2 separate regions of the Homo sapiens genome follow, and region 2 is linked to region 1. A link is an interaction called in ENCODE POLR2A ChIA-PET data of the cell type or tissue named here. Cell type or tissue: Panc1. All regions are shown on one strand. Links, peaks and the distances in the headings refer to the core of each region. The heading gives the core; the rest is flanking DNA.

Region 1 (2,918 bases), core at 143-2,642:
AGATTTAGTATAGGACAAGGCTTACATTTGTGGTAAGCTTTTAGAGGTTTGTAGTTCTAATGTATGCTTTATAATTAGCCTATTCAGAGTTTGATTTATTGATTTGTATTTTTAGAGACAGGGTCTTGCTCTGTCTCCTAGGCTGGAGTGCAGTGGCACAATCATAGCTCACTGCAACCTCAGCAAATTTTTAGAATTTTAATTTTTGTTGGTACTGGGCTCAATATATTGCCTAGGCTGGTCTCAGACTCCTGTTCTCAAGCCATCTTCCCACTTCAGCCTTCCAAAGCGCTGGGATTACAGGGGTGAGCCACCATACCTGGTCTTATTTAGAGTTTTATGATTAGGCTTTATTTGTTTTTGTCACTTTGCAACCATGTTCGTGGATTCTTTCTGTCCTGGATGATGGATTGCTATCTCTTTGCATATTCTAGGCTCTGATTAGATTGGGGGGTAGAAAGAGAATTGTTTCTTGGCAAAATAAGAAATTCCAGGAAGACATTTCTGGATAGCATTAGCTTTAAAAGTAAGTAAACTAGAAGAAAAAGGTTGAATAGTTCAATGAACTAAAATAATCATTAAGGGGTTAAATAAGAATTTTAAAAAGATAACATTAGTATAATTAGTTTTCTGCTGCAAACAGTTTTCATCAGTGGTTATCCTTTTCTCAAGGTGGTGAGTAGAAATCTAATGTGTGCCTTCCTTGTAATCATCCTTGCGTATGACAAAGGTGTCTTAAGACTTTAGTGTAGCAGTTACTAGGAACAGAACAGGAAATGCAGCTTTGCTTCCCTTGAGTGAGCCTCTCTTGTTTGCTACAATTCAGGACTATGAGTTTATATTTGACTGTCCTCTTTGCTTCTTCCTTTAGAGGTAGATACCCTTGAGAGTGCTGCATACCCACTTCCTGCCTTTTAATGGGGCTTGAGAAGGGCACTACAGACTTGTGGAGCTAGGTTGTTGCTTGGGTTTCCTAGTTCCTATATCTCGGGACTTTGAGGCTTTGGAGACTGCCTTTCTGTGTTGTTGGAATTGGATATTGGCCACCTGGGTATATACAACTTTCTTTTGCTCTGAGGTAACTTAACATTTATTGGTGATTAGAGACTTTTTTTTGTATTTTCTTCAGATTTGAGCTAATGGAACACTGGGATGATTGTTCAGTTTATTTAGGTTAGATGGCGATTTCAGTTTCATATGATATAGACTTTAAAAAATCTTAGTGCATTATTTTAATGTTTTATAACTTATTACCCTAACAAGTTGTCATAATCATTTAGTGTATTCTTTTTTCTTGGCATAGCTACTTAATGACCCTTATTTTGTTAGATTATTTTTAAATGTTTTAGGAGACCTGATCTCTACGCTTTGGAAACAACAAAATCTTCATAGGCACTGTGATAACTGCTTTCATACTGTATTATCTCTTAATTCTTCAGTATCTCAACAAGATAGCCATTGTTCCCATTTTCAGATGAAGTCACTGGTGCTCAGACAGATAAAAGAAATTTACACAAGGCAAATAGGAGCTTTGGATTATTTGGATGGTTATTCAAGTCTAGCTAACTTCAAAGCCAGTTAATTTTTTTTTTTAATACAGGAAGCGTTTGGTGAAATAACAGTCTTTCCAAAAATGATTGATATTGCATTCTCAAGAAGGTCTTTGATAGCCAAATTTCTAGCACCTTTAGTAGATGCCTTTCTTGCCCCTGAAACTGTCTCAAGTATCTGTATTAAACCATTGTTAACTTTGTTCATGATTCTTTAGATAGTAATGATTAATAATATTAGCTAATATATATATTGTTTAGCATGTGCCAGGAATCATACCAAATACTTCATATGTACAAACTGATGTGAAGCCAGTGGCACAGAGTAAGCTCTCAGTAAAGTATTAGTTGCTTTATTGTTATTAAAAACGTGTCTGGCTCCCAGCACTTCGGGAGGCCGAGACAGGAGGATTGCTTGAGTCCAGGAGTTAGAGACCAGCCTAGGCAACGTAGTGAGACTTTGTCTCTATTTAAAAAAAAAAAAAAAAAAAAAAAGGTGTCTTAAGTTTCACAGTAATAAGTATCACTATTAGTCCCATTTTACAGATAACGAAAGTGAGGAACCAGGCATGGTGACTCATGCCTGTAACACTAGCACTTTGGGACGTTGAGTCGGGAGGATTGCTTGAGGTCGGGAATTCAAGACCGATCTGGCCAACATAGCGAGACCCTGTCTCTAAAAGAAAAAAAAAAAAGAAAGAAAATGAGGTATAATGAGGTAGTAAGTGGTGGATATGAATATTATACATTCTGAGTCCAGAGTTAGTGCCATATTGCCTCCAAAACAGATGTTTGACCCTGCTTAGCCTTTGTGAATAATACAGTTTCATTTGATTAGTTTTGTTCAAGAGCCGCTCCAGAGTGTTTGTTCTTCAGTAATGTTTATTGGGTTCAGACCTATTATTTGTAGGTTAGAAACAGATATTCAGTTAGGAAAGACTTCTTTCAAGACTTGAAGATTATCACAGTCTGAATTATTAGATAGTCCAGTTGTGTTTTGCACATCAGTAAAATTAAAGCAATGTAGAGAGGAGAGTTATGACATAACATTGCCAAGTTTCTGTTTTGCCAGATGAGAAGACAATTTTACAAGTATAATACTGTCATTATAAATAAAATTATGATGACATAATAAAAGATTTTGACACATGGAAGAAGGATATAACAATGAAAGGATAGTTGGTTGCCTTCAAAATGGTGGGTGAACAACTTTGTCATTCTCCACTGTTGTTGCTTCCTGCCTATGTGAAAATGCCCCTCATGCTCCTGGACACTAGTGCTTGTTCCACATTTGGAGCCACTGTCCTACTGAATGCTGCTAAGTGCTTAGTGTTTCACAAAAGCTTGAGAAAGAAAAAACTCCATGAT
Region 2 (2,918 bases), core at 284-2,783, 56 kb before region 1:
AAGCCTAAGTTTGCTTCATGAAGTTTTGTCATCAGTAAATGTGTTAACAGATCATATTTTAAAAGTTACTCAAAAATGTTGGTGTATTTATTAGTGAAGAGATTTAGTATTGCCAGATGAGGTGGATGCCGAAGGAAAAGGTGTTTTCTGTTATAATAGATGGGAGAAGAATTTCCTTTTTTTTTTTTTTTAACCTTAAAATTCGTCTTAAACCAAGTTAAAGTTGAAATGAGTGATAACTTTTATGACATTTATGTTGGGACTGTAAAAGTATTTCAACAGGCCAGGCCTATGCTTTTTGTGATAATTAAAATACATTTTGTTATAAAGTAATTAAAGAATATTGCAAGTTATGAGAGTAGAGGACAAATCATTAATTTCACCTCACTAATATTCCTTTGTCTTGTGTTCTTTTTGCCTTTTTTTGGACATATGTATAACTATACTGTGTGCAGATGTTACTATAGCTGTCTTTTGTTGAGTGAATGTGCCACTTTTACAAGATTGCTTCCAGTCTTTTACTATTATAAGTAATGTGGGTCCCCCTCATGTTTGGACTTTTCCTTTTCATCTTACTTAGCTGTTTTCTGACATTTGAAAAAAAGCATTTGAAGATCTACATTCTTTTAGCCTAGTAAATGAGTCTTGCTTCATTTGAATGTAGGCCTCTTTATGGTCTTAGGAGCTGACAGATTTGAAGATTATTTTATCAAGATAATGGTGTTATTTGTTTTTTTTTTTTTTTTTTTTTTGAGACAGAGTCTCACTCTGTCACTCTGGCTGGAGTGTAGTGGCACGATCTCGGCTCACTGCAACTTCCACCTCCCGCGTTCAAGCAATCCTCATGCCTCAGTCATCCCTACTAGCTGGGATTGCAGGCATGTGCCACCACACCTGGCTAATTTCTTTTTGCATTTTTAGTAGTAATGGGGTTTCACCATGTTGGCTCAGCTGGTCTTGAACTCCTGGCCTCATGTGATCTGCCGCCTTGGCCTCCCAAAGTGCTGGGATTACAGGCATGAGCCACTGCGCCTGGCCAGTGTTTTTTTTGTTTTGTTTTGTTTTTTCTTTTCTAATCGCAAAAATTTAAGCAGGGAATGAATTTAATATGTTATCGGAAGACATTCATTTAAAATAGTTTAAATAGCTTTGTTTCATGCTCACTGAAGTTTTTTTTTTGATACAGGGTCTCACTTTGTAGCCCAGGCTGGAGTGCAGTGTCATGATCACAGCTCACTGCTGCCTCAACCTCCTGGGCTCAGGTGATCCTCCAACTTCAGCCTCCCCAGTAGCTGGGACCACAGGCTAGCACCACCACACCTAGCTAATTTTTGTTGTTTTTTTTTTTTTGTAGTGATGGGGTTTTGCCATGTTGCCCAGGCTGGTCTCAAACTCCTGGGCTCAAGCAATCCAGCTGCCTCGGCTTCCCAAAGTCCTGGGATTACAGGCGTGAGCCACCATACTTGGCCTTGAAGTATTTGTAATTGCTAAAGCATTTATGATTTATTTAACACAACTGGAGCTGGGCATAGTAGCTCATACCTGTAATCCCAGTGCTTTGGGAGGCTGAGGCAAGAGGATCATTTGAACCCAGGAGTTTGAGGTTACAGTGGGCTATGGGCACAGCCCTGCACTCTAGCCTGGGCAACAGTGTTGAGACACTGTCTCTAAGAAACAATAATAATAATTGATAGGTAAAATATGGTAAATACATGCACAAATGTGAAGTTTATAGTTCAATACATTTTTACATGTACATATACATGTATATGTACTTTTGTAGTCACCACTTAGATCATGATAGTGAACTTTTCCAGCACTCCAATTCCCTCTCCTTCCTGTTTAGTAGTCTCCTCTTCCCATGATGAGTACTTTCCTGACATCTATCACCATTTATTATCTATTTGTCTTAGTCTGTTTGTGTTGCTATAAAGGAATACCTGAGACTGGGTGATTTATAAAGAAAAGAGGTTTATTTGGCTCATGGTTCTGTAGGCGGTACAAGAAACATCTGCTTCTGGTGAGGGCTTCAGGCTGCTTACACTCATAGTGGAAAGCAAAGGGGAGCCAGTGTGTGTAGATCTCATGGTGAGGGGAGCAAGAGAGAGAGAGAGGAGGGAGGTGTCAGGCTGTTTTTAACAACTAGCTCTCTTGGGAACAAATCAAGTAAGGACTCACTCATTACTGTGAGAGTGGCACCAAGGCATTCATGAGGGATCTGCCCATAATCCAGACACCTCCCATTAGACCTCACCTCCAGCATCTGTGATCAGATTTCAACATGAGATTTGCAGGGGTCATATACCCAAACCATAGTACTCTTCTTGAACATCACATAAAAGGAATCATACAGTATATATTTTTTTCTAGCCAGCTTGTTTTTCTAAACATGATATCTGGGTGATTTCGCAGTATCATTGTGAATATCAGTAATTTTTTTTGTTGTTGTTGTTTGTTTTTTGAGACGAATTCTCACTCTGTTGCCAAGCTGCAGTGCAGTGGCAAGATCTTGGCTCACTGCAGCCTCACTGCAACCTCCACCTCCCAGGTTCAAGCTGTTCTCCTGTCTCAGCCTCCCAAGTAGCTAGGATTACAGGCGCCCACCACCATGCCCAGCTAATTTTTGTAATTTAAGTAGAGACAGGGTTTCACCGTTGTTGGTCAGGCTGGTCTCGAACTCCTGACCTCACGCGATCCACTCACCTTAGCCTCCCACAGTGCTGGGATTATAGGCATGAGCCACCGCACCTGACTAGTTCCTTTTTTTAAACTGCTGAGTAATATTTCATTATATGAGTATACTGCAGATTGGTTTGCCTGTTGATGTACATTTACATTGATGGACATAATACCCAAATGTCAGTTTTTGACAATTATAAATAAAGCTACTATGAATCTCTTGTCTTTTGGTAGAAATA

The links. Peaks named below come from ENCODE experiments on the same cell type or tissue, not always from the same donor. Only the 100,000 strongest peaks of a DNase experiment are listed, where the experiment ranks them.
Region 2: POLR2A ChIA-PET joins it to region 1 with 6 read pairs; 5 of 35 experiments call an interaction of 5 or more read pairs at or near these places.

The regions. Positions count from the first base shown.
Region 1 is chr2:232,771,889-232,774,806 of GRCh38, forward strand. The region is part of intron 8 of GIGYF2 (GRB10 interacting GYF protein 2); the gene reads left to right. All of the region lies in intron 1 of KCNJ13 (potassium inwardly rectifying channel subfamily J member 13), which reads right to left. Among named protein-coding and RNA genes, the nearest start is that of KCNJ13, 3.2 kb to the right of the region's middle. In Panc1, for the core only: no CTCF peak of the experiment used is centred there; no DNase peak of the experiment used is centred there; H3K27ac peaks cover 388 bases.
Region 2 is chr2:232,715,645-232,718,562 of GRCh38, forward strand. The region is part of intron 2 of GIGYF2 (GRB10 interacting GYF protein 2); the gene reads left to right. Among named protein-coding and RNA genes, the nearest start is that of GIGYF2, 20 kb to the left of the region's middle. In Panc1, for the core only: no CTCF peak of the experiment used is centred there; no DNase peak of the experiment used is centred there.